Linked DNA regions of Homo sapiens: regions 1 and 2 are each linked to region 3. Evidence: chromatin loops called from intact Hi-C (ENCODE). Cell type or tissue: natural killer cell. All regions are shown on one strand.

What was found. Peaks named below come from ENCODE experiments on the same cell type or tissue, not always from the same donor. Only the 100,000 strongest peaks of a DNase experiment are listed, where the experiment ranks them.
Region 1: a loop joins it to region 3, with 7 times the contacts of the local background. A loop is called at or near these places in 12 of 110 quality-filtered maps.
Region 2: it touches region 3 in a loop (2.2-fold over the local background); 2 of 110 quality-filtered maps call a loop at or near these places.

The regions. Positions count from the first base shown.
Region 1 is chr11:128,418,620-128,426,619 of GRCh38, reverse strand. The region is part of intron 1 of LOC124902789 (a long non-coding RNA gene); the gene reads right to left. Among named protein-coding and RNA genes, the nearest start is that of MIR6090, 100 kb to the left of the region's middle. RefSeq lists enhancers at 1,492-1,786, 3,793-4,293. In natural killer cell, no CTCF peak of the experiment used is centred here; a DNase peak (open chromatin) is centred at 3,819; H3K27ac peaks cover 1,508 bases.
Region 2 is chr11:128,721,886-128,729,885 of GRCh38, reverse strand. The region is part of intron 1 of FLI1 (Fli-1 proto-oncogene, ETS transcription factor); the gene reads right to left. Among named protein-coding and RNA genes, the nearest start is that of SENCR, 30 kb to the right of the region's middle. RefSeq lists enhancers at 2,917-2,976, 2,997-3,096, 3,121-3,620, 3,867-4,036, 4,077-4,156. In natural killer cell, no CTCF peak of the experiment used is centred here; DNase peaks (open chromatin) are centred at 515, 2,955, 4,125, 6,155 and 1 weaker place; H3K4me3 peaks cover 331 bases; H3K27ac peaks cover 5,707 bases.
Region 3 is chr11:128,319,401-128,327,400 of GRCh38, reverse strand. The region is part of intron 1 of LOC124902787 (a long non-coding RNA gene); the gene reads left to right. Among named protein-coding and RNA genes, the nearest start is that of LINC02098, 110 kb to the right of the region's middle. RefSeq lists an enhancer at 2,043-3,177. In natural killer cell, a CTCF peak has its summit at 3,770; DNase peaks (open chromatin) are centred at 2,550 and 3,820; H3K27ac peaks cover 5,438 bases.

The DNA.
Region 1 (8,000 bases), 99 kb before region 3:
ATATACACCATAGAATACTATGCAGCCATAAAAAATGATGAGTTCATGTCCTTTGCAGGGACATGGATGAAGCTGGAAACCATCAATCTCAGCAAACTATCACAAGGACAGAAAACCAAACACCGCATGTTCTCACTCACAGGTAGGAACTCAACAATGAGAACGCTTGGACACAGGGTGGGGAACATCACACACTGGGGCCTGTCGTGGGGTGGTGAGCTGGGGGAGGGATAGCATTAGGAGAAATACCTAATGTAAATGACGAGTTCATGGGTGCAGCAAACCAATATGGCACATGTATACATATGTAAGAAACCTGCATGTTGTGCACATGTACCCTAGAACTTAAAGTATAATAAAAAAGAAAGAAAGGAAAAAAGAATACTACACAGAAAATGGGCTAGAGAGTCCCGGGGTGGGGAACACAGCAGCTTTAGATTCATGGTTCCCTGCTGAGGAGGTGACTTGTGCTGAGACAGAAGACTTGACAATAGGGGGTGGGGGTCTCCCTGAGAAGAGAAGAGCAGGCTGACACTCCTGCACAGAGCACACTGGAAGGCAGAGAGAGGGCCTGGCAGGGTGGGTGGTCAGAGCAGATCCACCAGTGGACCAGGGCATGAGTTGAGTTTTTGTTTTTGTTTGTTTGTTTGTTTGTTTTTGAGACGGAGTCTTGCTCTGTCGCCCAGGCTGGAGTGCAATGGCGTGATCTCAGTTCACTGCAACCTCTGCCTCCTGAGTTCAAGCGATTCTCCTGCCTCAGCCTCCTGAGTAGCTGAGACTACAGGCGTGCGCCACCACTCCTGGCTAATTTTTTGTATTTTTAGTAGAGACAGAGTTTCACCATGTTAGCTAGGATGGCCTTGATCTCCTGACCTTGTGATCTGCCCGCCCTGGCCTTTCAAAGTGCTGGGATTACAGGCATGAGCCACCCCGCCCAGCCATGAGTTGAGTTTTATGGGCCGCCAGCGGGTGTGGCTTGTGGACCATGGTTAGGATCTTATTCCTGGTGGTGGGAAACTGTTGGAGGGTTTCAATGGGGCAGCAACATGATCAGATTCATTTTTTGGCAAGAGTGAACACAGAAAGATCTGTTAGGAGGATTCCACCTACATGATCTCAATGGATGATCATAACCCTGCAAGGGCTGACGTGTCTTACATTGGGACACTGAGGCTTTAGGGATCCCGAGTGGCTTTTGTAAAGCCACACTGCTGTTGAGTCGTGGAACCCAGATTAGAACCCAGGTGGCTAGGGTTCCAGAACCTGCTTTCATAACCTTCAGCATAGCGTTTCTCCCATCAAAAGCTTGTGTAAGCCACTGCCAGCATTGCTGTTAATTGTGGCTCACCAAGGCTTGGAGAGAGCTGGATGAGAGGGGAGCAGAGTCCAGCGTGGGTGGGGCTGGACTGGCAGTGGCAGAGGAGAGGCAGCTGCTGTTCACATCAGGGTCTGGATGGCCTTGTCGCCGCAGGAGGCTGCGCTGCTCCACCCTCCCAAGCGTTTCCCAGCTCCGTCACAGGGTCTCCGTTCCCACCACAGTGTGTCCCAGCAGTTCCATTTGTATTTGTACCCAGAGAGCTCCACTGAGGCCTGTGGTCACAGAGTGACTCCCTTCCATGTTCTGCCACAGGTTGCAAGCCATAGGGTGAAGGTCACACAGTTTTGTTTGGCCATAACAGCTGCCTCCATGGCAACAGCGTGTGATATCACTGGAAAAGCCATTTGTGGGACTCCAAGCTGGAAGGAAAAGGCAGAGTTGGAGAGAGCTGTAGCGGGAGACAGAGAAAGGGCAGGGTCTCTCCGGATGCTCCAAGGTGCTGGACGCACAGGTCCCTTTCTGTAGTCCTTGTCATGTAAGATCTTTTCATTTAGGCTAAGCAAATCCAGATGTTCTTCAAATAATTCAGGCATATTTGGCCCAAGCATAAACTTGTCTTCATTTTTCATCCAATCTGACAAACGTTTGCAATCGCCTCACTCTGTGAGTTCCAGGACACCTTCGGGCTGGAAGGGGTTAATGAGAACAAGCCCTCCCTGGTGGCTTCCCTTCCCCCTGGTGCTGCCCCTCGGCCCCTCCCAGGCCAGCAGGATTTGCTGTCCAAAGGCCCTCAAAAGACATCCAAGCAGTCTTTTCTTAGAAACAGGAAACTGTCTTCGGCCAAGTACAAATGAAGTGAAGCACCCAGAAACCTGAGGACCGCTCCAAACTGAGGCCTGGAGGCAGACAGGGAGGGCCCAACTCCTGGCAGGGCCTCCAGGACTCAGGCTCTCATGAATGAGACTGAGCTCAGCTGCAGCCTCAGCCATTCTTCGTTGCACTCAACCCATTATGTAGTGACGGTAACAAATTCATTGAATGACCTTCGGCATATATATATATATGTGTGTGTGTCTATATATATATATGTATATATATGTATATATATATGTGTGTCTATATATATATAGACACACACAGTATTTACACAATATTAGTTATTTGTTACTTTTTATAACCTCATCACCATTTCATTGGACAGACACTAATCACTAGCAGGATTGGAAATGTCACTGACATGCTGCTTAGGAAGTGATTTGAATAGAGGAGAATGGAATAAAATGGAGATCGTGTTTCTTTCTAAACACAGGAGGAATAGTGATGGGGAGACACAGTACAAAGGTGGGTAATTGGTATATCTTTTGTGCTAAGCTGCTTCACAATTCTGTAAACTATCTTTTAGAGGGCTAAATAAATATCTTCCAATTTCCTTGAGGACTGGGACCACATCTGTTCACTGTGGACTCCCTAGCACCTAGCTTGGTGCCTGGAATTGGTAGCTACTCAATAAATAGGTTTTTGGATGGATAAATGAATAAACAAACAAATAAATCAATGAACTTAATTCTTGATTTCTCAAGATCATAAAAAGATAATATTGAATTGGGGAATGTTACTTGCCAGATATTCGGGAAAGGGAATAGAGGAGAGAAAGACAGTTGGTATGCTGGTGGAAAATCACTTTCTCCCACGATGTTAGGAGAAGGAATGTTAGACTTGAAAGCAGAAAAGCCTGTGTTAAATCCTGTGATTGAGTAGCTGTGTGACCTCAGACAAACTGTTCAACCTCTCTGAGCCTACATTTCTTCGTCTCTCAAGCAAGACTTTCCAATGCCTACAGACATTATCTTGGGATTAAGAGAAACCAGGATGGAAGAGAGTATGATAGAGCGTCTAGCACACAGTGCTCCTGTGCTTTTGATAAGCTGGCATTTCAGCAGGCTTGGCTCTGGGGCTCAACCTCTTAAATGCACGCTGTCATTTATTTTCCCACGGATGGAGCTCACCATCTGTTTTCCCAATCAGCCCGAGTCCTCCTCCCCTCTTAGTGTTCTTCTTATAGGCCAGGAAGTCCCTCCAGTCCCAGGTATGCTGCTTCTCGTGGGCAGGTGTCGGGTCCAGCCTTCCCTGCATGGGGGCTGTGGCTGTCAATACCATCAGCTTGAGTGAGCTTCTCATAACAGCTTGAGAATGCACCTTCCTGTGTTTGGAGCTGTGGAGCATTGACCACTGATGAGACTTTTTGTGTGCTTTTACCTAAATTTGGGCCTGGGGATAAGCATTAGTTACTGTGCTGGGCTCACCCATCTTTTATGAGCAACAATTCATGCAGAAGGGAGAGCAGACACCACTGCTGAGCCCTCCTGTGGCTCTGCGCCCTTCTCTCCCCGTCCCTGCCACCACCTACACAGGGCGCCTGGGTGACAGCTCCTCTGTGGCAGCCCCTCCCCCTCCCATGGCACTGGGCTTTCCGACAAGCCTGCCAGCTGAGGGAGTGGTTTCTGTGGTAGGGGCTGCCTCCACTCATTTTCCATTAGGGTCACCAGGCAACCACCAGACAGTGACAACGCCTGATGCAAACTCTGCTGCACCTAGCGACGAGCTCTGTATCCCATTACGAGGCCTGGGCTGGCTACAGGGCTGGCTGTGCCAAGCTGCGCGTCTTGCTTGACAGGGCGGATGGGAGACCTGAAGCCATACTGTCCTCAGGGCTTGTGTGCCTGCCAATCTGGGACCAAGGGAGTGAAGTTGTGTTGGGTGGGTCAGGTTGATGCAGCAAGGTTTAAAATCAGATGTGGATCCAAATGAGGCATTCTCCTTTGTCCCATACCACGTGGGACATTTCTCTATTAGGATATTACCCAGGAAATTAACTGCTAAGTTTCTTAAAAAAATCCAAATTCTCATTTTTACATGGTGAGTTACAGTGTTCAAAGCAGACTTATTCCCATGTTTGAGATTTATCCTCCATCTAGCTGTTTGAGGTAAGTATGGTAAGTGACATTGTCTCTTTTTTAGATATGGAAAACTGAGGCTCAAGAGCAACTGACTAGCCAATGTTATATCAGTGAGTAATTAACTGACAAAGACCAATCTTAGGCATCCTTCTATAGCAAACTGTGGTGTAATCTATCCTTCTTTCCCAAGGATCCCACTCTCCCTTGAAATACTAGTTAATTAATCCAGGTATTTACTTATTCATTAATTCCAAATGCCTACAGAGTGCCTACTGCATGCCAGCTACTATTAAAGAGGTGAATAAACCACCGTGCCCTCGTGGCACTTAAATTCTTCGGAGAGACAGACAAGTACATGTGAAACTTCAGGTGGAGATAAAGACACTGGGGAATGGTGAAGCAGGGCAGGAGGCTGGGGAGAGCCTTTGTGCATATGTGTTGGGCTGGAGGAGAGCCTCTGCTGAATACGGGGTGACTACAGCAAGGCTGTTACTAAGCTGCCATTCCATCAGAGCCTGGAAGAAGTGAGGGAGAGGGCCTCCTGCCTGCTCTTGGGCATGTGCGGTATGACATCATGGATTAGTATTCACACAATGGCTGTGTAAGGCAGGAGTCATTGCCCCAGCGCCAGATAAGAAACAGAGACAGTAGCTTTTTTGGAATCCCACAACTGTAAGCAGGGGAGAGAGGGTCCAGACCCAGGTCTTTCTTCAAAACTCTGCTTGTAACCACCACCAATTTCAGGCAGAGGTGCCTGGGGAGATAACTTGGAAAAGAGCTCTTACCAGCATCGCTCATAAAACACTTTGTATCTACCAATAGCACCTAGGTGACTTCAACAAGGGACATTCTAGCAAGGGTCTGTTTTTATTATCTGACTTCCTTTTAATTTTGTTTATGTTTCACATCAGGCAGAGGACCAGAGCTCAGGGATCTCAGTCAACATCAAGTGTGTTCTGGCGAGAAAGACTGAAATCCTGCTAATAACATTTCTTCAAATCTCTCTTTAGTCAGGAACTATGCTAAGTACTTTATATGTAGTAAGTAGCACTCTGTGTCTCATCTAAGATTCAACTCAACTTTTACATCACCAGTGAGATCTTGGCCAATTGTCCTAAGCAATAGGCAAGAGAAATTTTAAGTGGCCAGAGCTGACGTGTAGGAGATATGGGGCAAGAGCTGGGGGCGTTTTTGTGGTGGCTTGGCTGGGGTCACGTATGTGTCTAATCTCCCTAAGTGAAGTAAACTGAGATTGGCTCTACTTGAAACCTTTTTTCTCTGGAATTAAACTATAGGGTTATAAGAAGCAACTCACGGGCTAAGAATGAGGGGAACTCCCTGACATACTTAGAGTTTCATTTGTAAATTTCCACTGTTTTGATTGTTAAAATGGTATGCTTATTATCAAAAAGGCAAAAAAGAAAAAAGTAAAAGCATTTCTAATTCTACCACTCAAAGACCCTCACCACTCTGATTCATTAGTGTTCTGCCTTTGTTCTAGGCCATATTTTAAGTATGTAATTTGGTCAAAACAGTTCATTACGTATGATGGCCTTTCTTGAGAACGGAGCTCTCCCTCTGTTCCCACAAGGCTGTACGCACACATGGAAACAGCTCAGGTTCAGGCTCCGATGGCCCTCCTTGCTTCTAAGGTGTTTCACCTTTAGTCGCTGGGGAGTTTTTAGGGAAAGCCAGGCCACGACTGGGTTCTGCAGTCTCCGGAAGGATTTTAGTTGACCCCCAGTCCTGGCACAGCCCAAGGGCATCAGCCTCTGCTACTGAGCTACACATATCCCCTGACAGCAACTCCCCCTAGCCCTCCCTAGACTGCGAATTTGTGAGCAGACAGCAGGATTCATGGCTGTCTGGCTTCTCCCTGTCCTCCCCCAGATGAGTGGAAGCCAGATGTCAGAGCACCAGGCAGACCTGAGGAGGATGGATGACAAGCCGAGATGAAATGGACAGTATCTGGTCCCACCTTGGGCTTTGGCTTAATTGCAACCACATGAGCACAGTCAGAGCTACAGGGTATAGTTGGGATTAGAATAGAGATTCATTTTGGGATGAGAGCTTTTCTGCATGAGATACTGTACTGCCTCAGACATCATCCTTTTAACAACAATCACAGTAGTTAACGTTTATGGAGTGCCTATCATTTGCCTGGCATGATGATAACTGCTCTATGAGCATTAATGCATTAGTTTTTATAATGCACTGCTAAGGTAGGTATTATTGCTATCTCCGTTTTGGGAAAGAAGGCTCTGTGGCACAAAGGGATGAAAGAATGTACTGAGGTTTCCCCAGCAAGTACAGCTAGTGGGTGCTGGAGCTGTGATTTGAAACAAGGCAGTCTTCCTGTGGATCCTAAATCTCTCCCTTGGAGTTTAATTTTATTTATTCATTCATTCACTAAGTAACTACACTCATTCAAGCTACTGTCGTCTTTCACCTGGATAACAAGTAATAACAACTTCCTAAGTTGTGCCTTTCTTTTACACAGAGAGTTTCAACCTTGGTTGCACATTGGTATCACTGGAGAAAATTTAAATAACTAATCATCTCCCTCTCCTGCTTAAAACATTTCTTCAGATAAAGGATGAAAATCGCAACAAGGCCCACACTACATGGCTCTGCAACATCTGACCCTTTCCTTCTTACCAGCCTCATTTTGTACAACTCACCCCTCACTCTCAGCATGCTGCCGCTCTGGCTTTCTTAGCCTTCTGGACGACTGCATGCTATTTCTTGCCTCAGGGCCTTGACATGCTGACCACAGTTCTCTTCAGCTAACTGTTTGGTTGACTCCTATCCCTTCTTTACGCCTTAACTTGGTGCTGCTGATTACAACAATGGCCACCCCTTCCTGTGTCTACACTCTTACCCTCTTTAAAATGTGACTTTGCAGCTCCTTCCATGGCCGAGGGGTGAAGTCTCTTTTCCTACCCTGTGAATCTGGGCTGGCCTTGTGACTTGCCTTGGTCAATGAAATGCTGCAGAGTGGTGACTGTGCCAATTCTGAGTCTCAGAAGGCTTTGCAGGCCTGGGCTTACTCTCTTTGAACCCCACCATTACCCAGAAAGCCCAGGCTAGTCTGCTGGAGGATCCTGACTGAGGCTGTCCCAGACCAGCCAACTCCCAGCTGACCATAAACTCATAAGGAAGCACAGCTGAGATTAGAGCTGGGGTTGGATCAGCAGAACCTCTTAATTGATCCACAGACTTGTAAATGATAATTAAATCGTTGTTATTTTAAGCCACTTTGAGGTCTACTTACTATGAAGCAATAGATACCTGATACACTTAAATATCGCTTTCTATTTCTCTTCCAGCCTAGGCCTCATTTCTTCATTCATACCCGAAAAGGACATCTTGTACTTATTAATTGTGGCATTTAGGATAATTCTATAGAAGCTAAAAATTGGTAACTGATGCTTTTTTTCTTCCTGATTAAAGTTTAAGCTCCATAAGATTAATATCCATATCTGATTTGCTCACTGCAATATTTTTATCATCTAGCACTGTGTTTTGTACATAGTAAGTGCAAAATAAATATTTTTTATAAAATGAAAGCAAGAATGAATGAATGGATTCACTAAACACTTATAAAATACCTTCTATATATTGGGTACTGTCTAAGATTCTAAAGATATAAGAATAAATAGGGCATAGTCCTTGCTCTTAAGTTGTTCTCAGTTTAAAAGCTGAGACATGAATATATAAACAAA
Region 2 (8,000 bases), 400 kb before region 3:
GTTATAGAATTGCATTTTGAAAAAATAAGCATCTCTTTAGCAAAAATCATTCTGGAGAACAAGGTCAAAATGCTTCCCATCTCCACAGTCCCACCAGCCAGTACCTGGGACATGCTCTTCCAGCCTGGTTCTCAAGAACCGGGCTCTTGGAATGGGGAAGGAGAGGTGAATGATCTGGTTGCCATCCTTTTAAAAAGGGGTGACAGGTATGTGCATTGATTTAGTGTACATGACGACTGGTAAAAGGACACCAAAGGGAGCAAAAGGGGACCTCAGTTGTCCTGAGTCCTGAGTTCATTCTGGAGCCTGCTTGGTGCACTCGTGTTTCCCCCGGGCAGTGCCATATGCCTCACATACCTCCACTCTGATCCTTTTCTTTTCCCACCTCTTTAAATGCAAAGCATCGCCAACCATTGTTCAGTCTCATCACTGAAAGCTGAACACACAGTGGCAGAGGCCAAAGCCTGTGGCTGTGTGTGCCTGAGATTAAGACTTTTATCTGATCTTTGACAACTTGCAGAGGAAATCCTGTTCCAAAACTCACAGCCCTGAGAGAAGGGTTGCCAGCAGTTCTTCCCTCCCACCTGTGAGATAAATCAGGGCACTTGAAATGCGAACATGGTTGATAAATATAATAAGCTTGCCTCCTCTCGCTCCATTAATCTCTCCCCCTACCTTTTTTCTTTGAACCATGGAGCACAACAAAGTCTCTTGGCAGAGCCGGGCTGGGAGTCCTTTGTGTTGCCCTCGTACACATCCGATTACAAAGCAGAGGTGCCTAGCAGAAGAATCCCTGCAGCTGAAACTCAAATGACCGTCCTGTCTTTAGGATTCACGCAGGAGCTCAGCCAGCTCTTTCTAAACCGAGGCAGACACGGGTAGCTGTGTCATATCTGTGTAGACCCAAAGTGGTTCTCAACTCCTTGAGTCAAAGAACATCAGGCAGAAGGGTGTGTCTCTGGCGGTTGGAGTAGAGGTTGCAAAAAGTTGTAGGTTCCTCTCATTTCCTTCACCCCACCCTTGGCTAGGGGACTAATTGAATGTGGTTAGTTCTAGATGGTTCATCATATCCCTGGACTTGATGTAGCCAAGGCAGGTTTACCTGATACTCAGGTACAGCTGGGATGCCCACCAGGGCAAATGGGGAGTGCAAATGAGAATTTCTGTGCCTGAAGGGAAGAATCCCAATACAGAACGCACTGGAACGTTTGCCTTGACTCTGCTCCTTGTTTGGCTTCCCTTACTGCAAAACAGGAGTGGCTCTGGTCACAAGGACACTCAGGGCATACTGGGTGCCCAAGGGGAATGGACAAGAGAAGGCATAGAACCTGCCTCAGGGAGATTTTACTCACAGGGGCCACTGCAGTTATGGAAGAAATGTTGTTCAAAAAGTGTCCAAGCGTCAACACGCAGGAGCACCACCAGCAGCAGGCCAGAGAGGGCGGTCCAGCTCCAGAGGTGACACAGCTAAGAGGTGCGGCCTCTGCCGCAGCACCCTCATTGCGCAGCAAAGGGACACACAGGTGATTACTAAGCTCTTTTTGGCTCTGGCGTCCCATGGTTCTGTGACAGCCTCTGCCAGATAGTTCATTAAGGATGAGGCCAGACCCTCCCTGCTGCCTCCCAAAGGGAATCCGGAAGTGCACTGCCTAGGCCAAGGCATGCCCATGTCCTGGCCGCTCCACCTGCGTGGTGAGCTGGGTGGAGACAGCGTTAGCCCCCGGCCTGCTGCACTATCAGACTCCATGGCATTTGGGGCTGCACCCTGTGATTCCTCTTAAAGCGGAGCTACTCTGCTGAAGGCCCAAGGGAGAGGGCCACGTTTTGTGTTTTGTTTTGTTTCAGCTTGTGAGGAAAATGAACTTGCTAGTCAGTATGGAACTGGCCTGAGGGGAAGTGGGTCAGGGAGGGAAGCTTTACTTCTGGCCGGTGTGGGACAGAGAAGAGAGCAGGAATGCCTGCTCTTCTCCCCGCTTTAACTCCTTACCTCTCCACTTAGACAAAGCTAGGTCAGACATAGAGGACAGGTGCCTCTTTTGCTCTGAGATGGGCTGTGGTTGTGGGACAGGGTGGCTGGATGCAGTGGTGTGCTGGAACTGGCTCATGAGGTTCCTGAGAGCCAGTTGCACGCATCTCTTCTCAACTGCATGCCCAGTGGGAGCTTGAAGCTGGGCATCATGAAATAAGTGCAAATTACACAAACCTGGAGAGCCAGTTGTTAAGTGTTTATGAACACATGTGGCTGAATGCACCTCCTTCTCAATCAGATGGGACTTAAATCTATGTACCAAGGTCTTGGGCTGCAGCAAGTCAGCCTTTGAAGCTGATACATCAGCCCTTTCCGCAACCACTACTCTAGACCTGGCCCTTGGGCTCTGTCCAGGTCCTGGCTGCCTGCATCTCACGGAAAGGTTGAAACAGGGCCTGACTTGCTGAGATCAGCATCTAGACCACCCAACTCCTTACACTCTTCCTCTTGAGGACTTAAAGTGGCTTGCTATCGCTGGTTTTCTAATCCATAAGCTATAAAGTATATACATAATACTAGCCATTATTGATTTAGGAGCTACTGTTTGCCAGGTATGGAACTAAGGACTTTGCGTAAGTTATCTCGTTTCATTCTCACCATAGCCTTATGAAATAATTTCCTCATTTTATAGTTCAGGAAGGTGAGGCTTGGGAGGTTACCCAGCTTATAAGTGGCAGAGCTAAGATCTCAACTCAGATCTGATTCTGAAGTGTGCTCCTTCCAAAATCTACATTCTTTCAACTACGGACATGCCTATTACTAATACAGAAGAGGATTCTCCCTCTTTGAAAATATATCCAAATATTAACGCCAGGCAGGACCTTCAAGAGTGGCACAGCTCCCAGGGCCACCATGCAATCAGTATTGCCCTTCCCAAAGACACAGCACCCTCCCCTGCAGAACACACTTCCTCTTCCCCCCTCTGCCCCAGCCGTTGTCCCTCCCCTCCTTCAGAACTTAACTTCCTCCTTGAAGCGTTCTGTCATTAACCCCATTCCGTTTTGATCACTTCACTAACTTTGCTTCTCCTCAAATACTTATAATATTCACATAGATTTCTGCTGCCCTGTTTTTACAACCGTGTCCTCTGGCTGTCCTTCATTAAGCTGCACCTATGGGCAAAGCACCCCAAGACACTTGTTCCACTGTGGTCTCTGGGGCTTGGCCTCCTCTGTCTCTGTCTGTGGGCCTATGGATGGCCTGCCTTTCCTATACAAAAGAGGGCACCGCCCAACTATCTAGCCAAGTGACTCAAGTATCCACTTTGTTCTGGCCAGAGGCCATTGGTATGGAGCTTAGGCGGGGGTGGGGGTAGGGGGGTGGGAGGGTGGCAGGAGAAATAGCCAGGCTGGTTAGTGTCCCTCCAGGAACTCTCCTTCTCCAGTCTTCATCTTTGATGACACCTGAGGATTTCCTCTGTCCAGCCTTGGGGCCAGGCAGGACCCTCATTCTCTCCAAGTGGATCTTCCCTTGGGCTTCCCGGTTGCACCCCCAGCCCCCTGCACCCCTGGATTGAGTTGTAGGTTGAAACTAGCCATAGAGTAGGAGTCTGGGGCTGGGTTGGGGCAGCGTCTTAATGTGTAATCGGGAGTGTTCTGAAAGGTGAGCCTACACAGGGGAGCATGGGTGGGTGTCAGCTTCAGGGGAGGGCAGGGGGGCTGAGCCAGCGGTTGGGGGAGATTTATGTCTGCCAGTCATGCTTCAGAAGCTTCTGAGTGGATGGAGAGGGGAGACCGGACCTCGGGGGTTCTGGAAGAAGACTCAGTAATGTGATAGTAGCAGCTGGTCTGATTTGCATCTGGGAAGCTGAATTTTTCAGAGGGCTCAGCTGAAGCACGGAGCCATTCCAGAGAGGCCTCCCCTGGCCAGCCAGGATCTGGACTCCTCAGTCCCCTCCGGCTTCTCTTCTGCCTTGTCCTTGTCCCCTACTGTCCCCATGCCCAGGACACATTTGAATTCCTCCTCACTGTCAAGAGCCAGCTGTGATCTCACACTGCCTGCTTCTGCCCTGAACGTTGACAGGCTTTTTCTCCTGCACGGACTGCCACTTTTAGACTGGCACACAGTTTTCACAAGACGGGGTTTTGTGGTTTGGGTTTTTTTTTCCCTTCATAAGTTTGCAGCTGCTAGTTTTGAAACCACCAGCCCTGAGGCAACTCAGACACACACACACACACACAAACACACACACACAGAGAGAGAGAGAGAGGGAGAGAGAATGAAAGAAAGGATGATGAGATGTCTTTTTAGAAATCATTTATTACATTCCAAAGGTCCTTCCTTCATCTTGCAGTCAGGCTTCAGTTGGTGAAAGGTTCCTAGACACATTTAAGGGTTTGTGGGCATTTGCGGGCACTTGAGCATTGGGGTAGTTCTCATGAGGTGTGCCTCCCATGCTGGGTCCCTGGCTGCCTGAGGCTGACAGGTGAGTGGTGAGGGGCCAAGACTTTTGGTTATGATCTGAAGTGGACCGGCCGGCCGCCTTATGTCCTGCTTGAATGTGTGTGCATGTGGATGCACTGACATGTGCAGGTTGGAGGCAGGAGAAAGGGGAGGAAGCGGGAGATACAGGAAGACCTTGATTGAGTTTCTGAGAATTATGCAAGAATCACCTTCAGGCTCACCTAACAGGTCCCTTTGCCTATGCAGCCATATATCTTTAGCTGAACACAGACTTGAGGCTAGAAGAGCCCAAAATAAACTGAAATCAGAACAAACTACTCATCTTCAGCTCTCCCCTCACCCTCACACATCCACTGGTACTTGTGGTGGTCAATTATAGTTTTTATCGAAACTACGAGAACACCTAGAGTCTCAGCCTAGCATCCTCCCCCTGGACAGAGCATGGGGGACTATCAAGAGGCCACGCTGTCAGCCCCATTCTGGGTGGCTTTTATGCCGTCTCTTTGCTGGCATTCTTACTGAACCCCATCATTCTCTGCAGGCTTAATCAAACACTTTGGCCAGTGGGAGGAGAGAGAATCGTAGTGATATTACCAAGGAAGGGAAATGAGGAATGACTGGGCCTCCTAAATAAGGCCTGCTTTGACCTGAGAGTGAAGAAACAAATCTGGGACACTGGGAATCTCTACCTCCATAAACCCTTGTGCCTCTCCTAGAACCATGCACCCATTTAGATCCCGTATCAAGACGATGTGTGCTCTTGTTTCTCCTCACCCTTTCTCACCACTCATTCCTTACCAAACTTATTTAGGGTCCCATGAGGCTCAGGCAGTGTAGGCAGGAGGGCTTGGGATAGATTTTTCTTTGTATCATCCATACTCGATTCAGTGAGTGTTCTGCATGTGGTAGACACTCTATAAGTGCTTATTTAACTCAATTGAACAAAATGTGAGTTGTCACATCCTCTTCTGGAAACCTGCACTGATTTTCCCATCATTGACAACAGAAAACCCAAATTCCCTATAGCCTGGCACAATAGGCTTTCTGGGGTCAGGCCTCACCTGTGTCCTGCCTCCTCACCTGCTGCCCCATATCCGTGGCACTCTCACTGGCCTGGCACCATCCCATGTTCACACCCTTTCCGTGCTGGTCCCTCTCCCTGGAATACCCTGTCTGGTAAATTCTGAGTCATGTTCAAAATCAACTCCAGGCCAGGCACGGTGGCTCATGCCTGTAATCCCAGCACTTTGGGAGGCCAAGGCGGGTGGATCACCTGAGGTAAAGAGTTCGAGACCAGCCTGCCCAACATGGTGAAACCCCATCTCTACTAAAAATACAAACAACTTAGCCTGGAGTGGTGGTGGGCACCTGTAATCCCAGCTACTCAGGAGGCTGAGGCAGGAGAATTGCTTGAACCTGGGAGGCAGAGGTTACAGTGAGCCCAGATGGCGCCACTATACTCCAGCCTGAGCGACAAGAGTGAAACTCCGTCTCAAAAAAAAAAAAAAAAAAAAAAAAAATCAACTCCATTGTTCCTCCTCCTCTATAAATCTGTTCCTGACTCTGTTGGGTCTTTCCAGTAGAGCTGGTTGCTCCTGTGGTTGGGTTTTTGTGATGTTTTGCACCTAGCACCATGAAAGCACTTGTTTTTAGTGTGAGTGTTCATTTACACCTCTTTCCTTCAGAGGATCTTAAATTCATCAAAGACAGGGACCATGTCTTATGCATAATTGCATTCTCAATTTGGCACACTGCCCAGGATAGTAGGTATTCAATAAAGGATGATTACATTAATGAAAGAACAAATGGGTTGCATTGATCTACTTTTGGAATCTCAAGCAGGGTTTTTCTATACCTATCCTCCTTCTTCCCCTTTCTTTCCCATATGTCACTGCTTCATGGGGCTCAGCACATATATGGCAGCAGGAATGCACCTCTTTTATTTCTTTTTCTGGAATGTCTCCATCCTTGTGCACAAATTTCCTAAGATTACCCATAGTGTTCCTGCTCACCATGCTTCTTGGGTTTCTGATGTTTGCAAAGACATTGACTCATCACCTGGAGACGTAGACACCCATGGAGATGGGCCTTCCTGCACCACAATGTACCTCCTCCATGAAGCCCTCCTACATGAGTCCAAGCCCACAGGGAGCTTCCATCCCGCCTACACTGCCTGAGCCCCCACTTGCTCCTCTCTTCTCTTTAATTGTGCCATGGTGCCAGCTGTCATGTTGTTATGGAGTGAGTGTTTGTGTCCCTCCCCAGACTCATACATTAAATCCTAACGGACAATGTGATGGTATAGGAGGTGGGATCTTCAGGGGGTGATTTGATCGTGGAGGTGGAGCCTTCAGAGCGGGATTAGTACCCTAATAAAGAGGACCCAAGAGAGCTAGCTTGCCCTCTTTCTACCACGCAGATACACAGTGAGGAAGACAGCCCTCACTAGAACCCGATCATGCTGGCACTCTGATCTCAGACTCCTGGCCTCCAGAACTGTGAGAGATAAGCATTCACTGTTGATGAGCCACCCAGTTATGGGACTCCATTACAGCAGCCTGAACAGCTAGAACAGGGATATTTTTCCTCCCGATTGTTTGGATTCTCCCCCACCCCGCGGTTCCCAGAGCTCGATAGGAGAATGACTGCACGAGGTGTTTCCGCACGGCTTTTCTGCACACTGGCCTCCATCCCTCATTCCCCAGGCTCTGTGCTTTCCCAAAGGGACTTTACCTCATCTGAGTAGCTCCTGATCTAGCAATATTAATCCACCACATCTCAAGGACTGTCATTTTTGTTATAGAATACATCTTTGATAATTTATACATTTTTGGAAGATAGTTGCACTTTCCTGTGGAGGTCACGCAAATCTCTTGGTTCAAATACAGGTTAAAAATGGTAAGATTCTCCCCAGCAGACAAAGCTGCATTGCCTGAAGTCTGAGCAAGCAAATCCTGCAGTGTTTGCTGGCACTCTGGGCAGTGGGCACAGCAGGAATGGCATTGTGAGGGCCACCTCTGGCTAAGCAGCCAAGGTGTCCATAATCACCAAACTGGCATCTCCAGGCTGCTCTGCTCCTTGCCTGAACATCCTCCTCCTGCCCTTCTCCCTTCTCCGAGAAGCATCCCTTGACCTTGTCAGCTTTTCCTCTGCTTTCTCCCCTTCCTCTCCTCCATACCCTGTCAAAATGTTTCAGGTTTTCCATATTCCCAGGACCTTGCTAGGCTCAGCCATATAGTAAATGTCATATAGTCGTGTGTCAAATGTCATATGGTTAAGTCACGTCAGGGGGTAACTTTTACATTTTTACATGAACCTCCTGGACGTTCAAAGGAGTGAACCCATGGCAAGGATTTCAGGCAGACAGAAACGTGATGGAGGTTTCTGCGGGGTGGGTCTTTTGGAGCATCCTACCATACTACCTGGGCTGCCTCCCTCTAAGACCAGCTGCAGACAGACAGGAGAAGCATTCCCACTACTCAAGATGACCAGGGAGCCTCTGACTCTAGCCACTTAGTGGGGCCTTCTTAGGCAGGAAGAGGAGGGAAGCAGATCCCTCAAATTAATA
Region 3 (8,000 bases):
CTTTGTCTATGCCTAGAATATTACCTCCTTTCATCGTTCATCCCAGCTTCGATGTTCTTCATGATGTGAAGGTGGAGGAAATCAAGGTGCTTTCTTCATATCTGAGTATGGAAATTCCATTTCTGTGAAGTTTGAAAATGATTGGGTAGAAGTGAACTCCTAATGTGAAAAGGAAAGAATAACCCTTGCATTAGCATGCCCTTGGTAACTTGAGTCTCTTCAGTGAACCTCACCAACGTTCATCAGGACAGAGGGAATTATCAGCCTATTGAGTGGAAAGGTTAAATGAGTTTTATCATCTTCTCAGTAAGATGACAATTCTGGTGTCAGGTTTCATTTTGGTGATGAGTATCACTGTGGGGAGGGACAGCAGCATGCCCACGGCCTCTGGGGCCGCCTGCCTGAGGGGCAGCCGGGCAGAAGGACGTTGAGAGGGAAGGTGATGAGTTGGGGAGGGAGGCAGAAGGCACATTGTGCTCTCTGCTCCAGAGGGATGGTCTCTGCTCGCATGAGAGTGTCTGTGAGTTGCGTTGAGTTTCAGAACAACCTCTGCCAAATACATTTATGTCAATACAAATTTATATCATCCAACACAACACTACCATGAGTCAAGCCAATATGGAGTTCAGAACTCTTTTGTAAAAAAAATTAAATTTGTTTTCTAATTGCTTTTGTAAGGGAAGGGATGATTAAGGCTTCATATAACCAGACTCCATAGCTGATATGCAATAAATTTATGTTGAGTGAAAGAATACTAATTGAACATAATATTGTAGAATTTGATTTCTTCCTTAAGACCTTGCTACTCCAACTGTGCTCTGTAGATCACTAGCATCCCATTATCTGCAAAATTGATACAAAAAAATGTGAAATCCCAGGGTCCACTCCAGACAGATTGAATCAGAATCTGCATTTTATTAACAACAAATTCCACAGATAATTACACATCCATTAAAGCTTCAGAAGCACTGCTGTAAAATGCAATGCCCATAGTTGGATGGTTTCCACCAGGTGAATAGTAATATCTTTCGTGTTTGTTAAGCTTAATTATATTTTTTTTAAAAAGCTCAGATCTGGATAACTGGAAGAAGTATATAGCACAAAGCCTATTCATATTTTTTCTAGAAAAAATGTAGGTTTTAGAATAATTTCGTGATAAATCTCTCATTTCTACTTTTATTTGTTGTTGTTTTTGTTTTGTTTTGTTTTTTTGAGACGGAGTTTTGCTCTTGTTGCCCAGGCTGGAGTGCAATGGCACACTCTCGGCTCACTGCAACCTCCACCTCTTTGGTTCAAGCGTTTCTCCTGCCTCAGCCTCCTGAGAGTAGCTGGGATTACAGGCATGCGCCACCACGCCTGGCTAATTTTGTATTTTTAGTAGAGACAGGGTTTCTTCATGTTGGTCAGGCTGGTCTCAAACTCCCAACCTCAGGTGATCCACCCACCTCAGCCTCCCAAAGTGCTGGCATTACAGGCATGAGCCACCGCGCCTGGCCTTATTTCTACTTTTAAATACTACTATTTATCTATCAGCGTGCCTGAGTCCCTTAAAAGGTTTTGAGCTCTTGGAAAGTAAAGATCATATATCAATAATTCCTGTATATCCCTACAATTTTACATGGAATAACTACTTTTAAAATGCGTATTGAATAGACAATCAAACTTCTAGGTAAAAACAGATATTCTGTCTCATAAACACTGAACACTCTCTTCAAAACACAAATCATAATTCATAATTATATATTTCAGTGTCTGTTTCCTTAATGTCTTCTTCTACTAGATAATAAATTATATGAGAACAAGTCAAGGTTTGTCTCATTCACTCTTGTATTGCATTTGCCAAATTGAAGAATGTGTAACGGTAAGTTCAGGTGTTTCTAATGCTTAACTTAGCCAAATCAACAGGTGCTTTCTCCTTTGAGAAAAATCTTATTTACTTTATACAAGAATAATTATAACAATTGTCAGTTTCTGCCTGCTTCACTGCTTAGCAGATTGAAAATATCTATTACCTCCAAAAGGGGCCTAATTTGGACTTCCCTTGCTCCATCTACCTTCTCCCTCAGAAGGAAATTGTTTTCAATTCTCCATAGTAGAAACTCTCAGTTTCAAGCTCCAAGAACTATCAGTTGTTTTTTTTTCTCACTCTCAGAAGTGCCTTCCTCAAAGAAAGTCATACAGTGCCCACCCATCTGCAGCAGAGCCTCAGTCCCCCAACTTTTCTGCCACCCAACAAATAAGTGTAGCGCCCATCTGTCTGCAGCAGAGCCTCAGTCCCGCAACCTTTCTACCCCAAAACAAATAATGCATCTCCCCTTTTGTTTTTTGTTGGCACACAGCACGTCCTCCTGCCCGGGGCTTTGGTTCACACTGCTCTGGTGTGTGTGCATGAGTATATGTTGCTCTGTGTTTTGTGGTGTTTCTTTAGCAGCCTCTACCATTCTGTGGGTGTTTTCTCGATCCGAAGTGGAACCACTGAGTCTATGACACCCGCTGCTGTTTGTGCAATTCTCTGCAAAAATGGCTTCAAGTGTTACCTTGCCTGCTCCACTTCGGGGCAACCACAATGATGAACAGGCACGAACTTCTTGACGCATGCACTTCACCTCCCTGACAGGGCCCGATAAGATCAAATAGCAGGGCTGCAAGTGGTCTGACAGGCTCGTTGTGCCATGTTCAGAGAGCAGAGGTGGGTGAGCTGAAGGCCCCTGCCACACTCCTGCCACGGGGGCTTGCTTGGGCTGCAGTTAGCCCCGGGAGGGGCTGACCTCAGAGGTGGGAGGCACAGTTGAGTTTCCAGAAGAGTCGATGGGTGCATTTCAGGGGTAGAAATCAGCCTAGAAAACTTTCCTTTCTAGGGCCTAGGTTTCTTCCTTTATCTTGTCACTGTGGTTGTTTATTTCCCTCCTTGGTTATTTCTTCCCCACAAATCACTATAATAAGAACAATTTCACACGGAGTGAGCATTCACATGGAGTCAGGTTCTTTGCCAAGTCCTGTACATGTTTCCTCTAAGCCACCTCTCTGCTCTGAAAACAGTTCCCTCTCTCTGCTTCTGAGCTCATGAGGGGAGTCACTCAGGTGTCAGCATCCAAACCACAGGGAGAACTCGTTGACCGACCCCACGGCCTGGTTCGGGGGGCGGTGCATGTGGTGATATCTCTGATAGGCATTTCATGTTTTCATCTTTCATGTAATAAGGATTCCTTGTGACTCAAAGGAGAAAAGAAACCCTCGACTGGGACGGATTAGCTAGTAATCGTGTTGTGAGCAGGGATTATTAGGATCTAATCTTTATTGCAAAAGTCATATTCAGTGAACTCTGAATGGCCTGATGGTTCAACACTCACTATCAGGAGCCTGAGAACACGCAGCATGAGGATCCTGTGGAAATCATTTGTATATGGGGGCTGCTATAAGATCTAGTGTTGGTCTAGTGGCAAGGAAAAGAAAACTGACTGGATCCAGGATATGCAACAAGTCAGTGGCACAACTAGCAACGAAAGAAAGGTGCCGGGGCAAGGGAATTATTTTTTCCATAACTCTATAAAAGACACCTATTCACAAGAAGACACTACTCATTTCATTTCTTTCCAGAAAGGTGCTGAAAGGCAAAAATTACCAAGGGGCAAGCCGAGAAAGCTCTAATAGAGAAATGTCATTATGCTCCAGGTTCCTTAACTTTTAATGAAATGTTGCTGGTTCTGTTTCACAGGTAGAGAATTGAAGCCTCTCAGAGGTTAAGGAGCTTGCTCAAGGTCACTCAGCAAATAAGTTGTGGAGTTGCAAGGGGAAATGCTGCCAGTTCTGACAGTCTCATCCACACTGCCTCCTCCTGTCTGAAATGCAAAACAGGCAGATGAGGCTCCAGCTCAGATTCATGAAAGCTCATAACCGGCCTTAGTGTCTCTGGCTGTCCATATTCCCAGCCTGTGAACTGAGCCCTCTTTCCTGGAGCCTGTTTGGGCTGGGAAGCTGTAGTCATTGCTTGGCCTTTCTCCTTAACCACAGATGGTTGGCCCAATATAAACTGCTTATTGTTTTTGTTTTTGTTTGCTTTCATCTCCAGAGTCAGGGAAATGAGTGCTCCTGACATTACCTTGTCAGTAACTATGAAAGCACCCTCTGCCCATCTTCAAGTTCCAAGGAAATCCGACAACCATTATAGCAGCCTTAGTGGCAGCAAGAATAAAATCAAGAGTCCACAAACCAGGCAGAAGGATCATCCAGTTCCCAAAGTCAGTCAAAGCAGCAGGAGGAATGACAAAGTTCTGGCAGGCCTGTGGGACTGCTTACAAGATTTTGATACCCCAGAGCCCAGGAAGGTGAATTTAGGGATGCTTAAGGAAGCTGCTGTGCCTAGACAACCCTGGCTCATGCGGGAAGGGCAATTCTGGCAGAAGGGAGCCCTCTCATCTCAATCTGTCTGTGTTGCCCCCTTTTTTCCCACCCTGCTTTGGGCTCTCTGTGTCAGCTCTCAGTTGACCTGCTTCCCTTCTTCTAGTCTGGCTGGAGCTGCTAACTCAGTGCTGCTCAGAGTGGCTTTGGGGCACTGGTTATCCCTGTTGGAACAACAGCTTTCAGACTTTATTAAGTACCTAAGCTTCCAACCCTGAGCAGCAAGCATACCATCTCCAAACTTCAGCATCCCGGCTTCCAAAGCTCCAAAGACTAGACCAGCCCACTCAAGGTCATGCCATCCTCCAGGGAACTGTTTGCTTGGCCAGAAATCACGAGTGAGGAGAAAAATGAGAAGAGAGCGTGGGGGCATCAGCAAGCCCCCACATTCTTGTCTTCTTCTAAACACCAAACTTGTTGCTGTCACAGTTTCCTTTTCTTCAATAAAGAATAAGACAGGAGCCACTTACATACACATCAGAAAACAGAGTCACCTCACGGTCTCTCAGAGGCCACCAGTGCCTCTCTCCTCCCAACACTCCTCTCTTTTAGAGGTGTTGGAAAAGTTGACTCAGTCATATAATCTTCTTACATTTAGAAGTTTAGTTTGAATCATCTTAGTGTTCCATCTTTATTAAGAAATGTTGAGCTGCTGGCTGGGCGCGGTGGCTCATGCCTGTAATCCCAGCACTTTGGGAAGCCAAGGCGGGTAGATCACTTGAAATAGGAGTTTGAGACCAGCCTGGCCAACATTGTGAAACCCTGTCTCTGCTAAAAATACAAAAATTAGCCGGACAAGACAGTGCACGCCTGTAGTCCCAGCTACTTGGGAGGCTGAGGCAGGAGAATGACTTGAGCCTAGGAGGCAGAGGTTGCAGTGAGCCGAGGTCATGCCACTGCACTCCAGTCTGGGTGATGAGAGTGAAACCCTGTCTCAAAGAAAAAAAGAAAAAAAAAAAAGAGATAAGAAAAGAAATGTTGAGCGTTGAGCTGCTAATTGTGCAAGTTTGCTCCTAAGGATAGTGGCCACTTCAGGTCAGGATGGTCTTATTTTTTTCAATCACACTCTTTCAAAGATGGGGAAACCCTTAGAGTCTTTCTCTTCCACCTCTCCCATTTTACAAGTGGGAAACTGAGTCACTGAGAAGTAAAGTGCTGTGGCTTTCATGGAGGAAACAGGACTCACTTCTAGCCTCCAAGTCCCCAGCCTGACATGCCCATGACCACTGTTTTTTCCTTTTTATTGAGTGTAGCATCGACACAATAAGGTTTTAAAGCTCAATGCTCTTGTCACATTTTCTTGCTTGTTGTTCTTGTATTCCATTACAAATCTGACCCTGACCCTTTTTGAAAGGGGTCATTCAAAGAGGGTGAGGAAGGAGAGGGAAATGAGCTTGGGCATGACCTAATCAACTCATGGTTACTAAGTTTCTCAGGAATGGAGCCTTTTTTCTAAGGTAGAGAAGTGGAAGTGAAAAGAAAGTGGGAGCCACAGAGAGAGGATCTGGGGAAGGGGTGGGGGCCTGACGACACCATTAGTTCTGGGGTTACATACACTCCCAGTGGTCCTCGCTGAGCCCCGAAGCCTAACCAGAGCACAGTCATGAAGCAACATCCACCTACAAAATTGGTGGCCTGGAAATTCACACACAGATTTCATTCCATTATTGATGAAAGAGGTAGGAAGAAAGAACATAATTATTAGAAATAACTTGAAGAAAAGGTGGTTCTTAAATTTTAAAACTTATTAAAAATAAAGTGCCTTGCCCACCTCCCAACTCCAGAGATTCTGATACAGTTTAGTGTGGAGGCCAGAAATATATTTTTCTTGTTGTTGTTTATGGTGAACGTCTAGTCCTCCATTAGTGGCTTAAAAAAAATCAACTATTTTGGGAAATCATTTTAGAGCTACAAAGAAAGTCACACAGACAGTATTGTGAATTTAGTATACCCTTCACCTCCATTCCATTTCCCCTAATTTTAATTTAAAAAATTGTGGTAAAATATACATAATATAACATTTACTATTTTAATTATTTTAAGTGTACAGTTCAATGGCATTAAGAATATTCATTCACATTGCTGGGCAACCATCACCATCATCCATCTTTTATCTTCCCAAATGGAAACTATGTAGCCATTGAATGATAACACTCCGTTCTGTCTTGGCAGCCATCATTCTACTTTCTGTCTCTATGGATTTGACTCTGTTAGGTACCTCATATAGATGAAATCATGCAATATTTGCCCTTTTGTATCTGGCTTGTCTCACTTAACGTAGTGTCTTCAAGGTTCATTTATATTGCAGCATGTGTCAGAATTTCATTCCTTTGTAAGTCTCAATAATATTCAATTGCATGTATATACCACGTTTTCTTTCTTCATTTGTGTGTTGATGGATATGTGTATTGTTTCTACCTATTGACTATTGTGAACAATGCAGCTATGAACCTGGGTTTGCAAATATCTGTTCAAGTCCCTGCTTTCAATTCACTTGGTTAAATACCCAAAAGCGCAACGTTAATTTCATACACAATTGTGGAACATTACTATTCACTTAATTTTCGCATACTATTCACTTACTATTTACAGACTTTATTCAGATTTCACCAATTTTTCCACTAAAATTTAATCTTAAAATAAGCACTCCAGGAGATTCTGGTTCACAGATCAATGTTTTATAAACATTATTTTTTAAATGACAGATTGTGTCCAGGAAGCAGTGCCATATGTTGGAAAGTTGACCTAGGACTGAGGTTCTGTACACTGAATCTGGAACAGGTTCGAAAGCAGCCAGTGGAGATTCACTGCCTTCCACTGGGCCTAGTTTTCTCCATCTTTCAAAGAGAATGGTTTGAGAATTATCTGGAGTCTTCTAGAGAAAAGAAGCTCTAGAATGTAAAGTTGTTCTCTAGGTAAAAGCTTTCCAGACAGCTGCTGACAAAAGAGAAACTGGCTAGCACTTCTGAACTCTCTTAATAATTATATTATTATTAATTTGCATAAAAGAAGCAAGATTTCAACTAAATGGCAATGGTTCTAGGATTCTTTCACAGTAGTGTTAATTCCTTATATAAGGAGCATGGGAGTATTTTTCTGTAAGAATCAGCCTGACAGAGCCCTATAGAACTGAGCCTCTGAAGACGTGCACTGACCAGCACAGGGAAGAAGAGTTAAAGATCTCTAAACATGTGAAACGGCATTATTAATACTGCTCCAGGCATATGGTATGTTTCAGGAACCCTTTTAAGTTAGTCTTCTCATGTGGAAGATTTGGGAGCAAATGCGAAATGAACCCATGGGAACATCTTTATGACGCTGCTTTGGATGCAGCACTGAAGTGTGCCTTTCATGGTAGAAGGATGTGAAACCATAAACGGGAGACTGAAGATACTCCAAGGAAGCATTAAAACAAGGAAGCAGGCAGGGCACGGTGGCTCACGTCTGTGATCCCAGCACTTTGGGAGGCCAAGGCAGGCGGATCACGAGGTCAGGAGTTCGAGACTAGCCTGACCAACATGGTGAAACCCCATCTCTACTAAAAATACAAAAATTAGCCAGGCATGGTGGCACACACCTGTAATCCCAGCTACTCAAGAGGC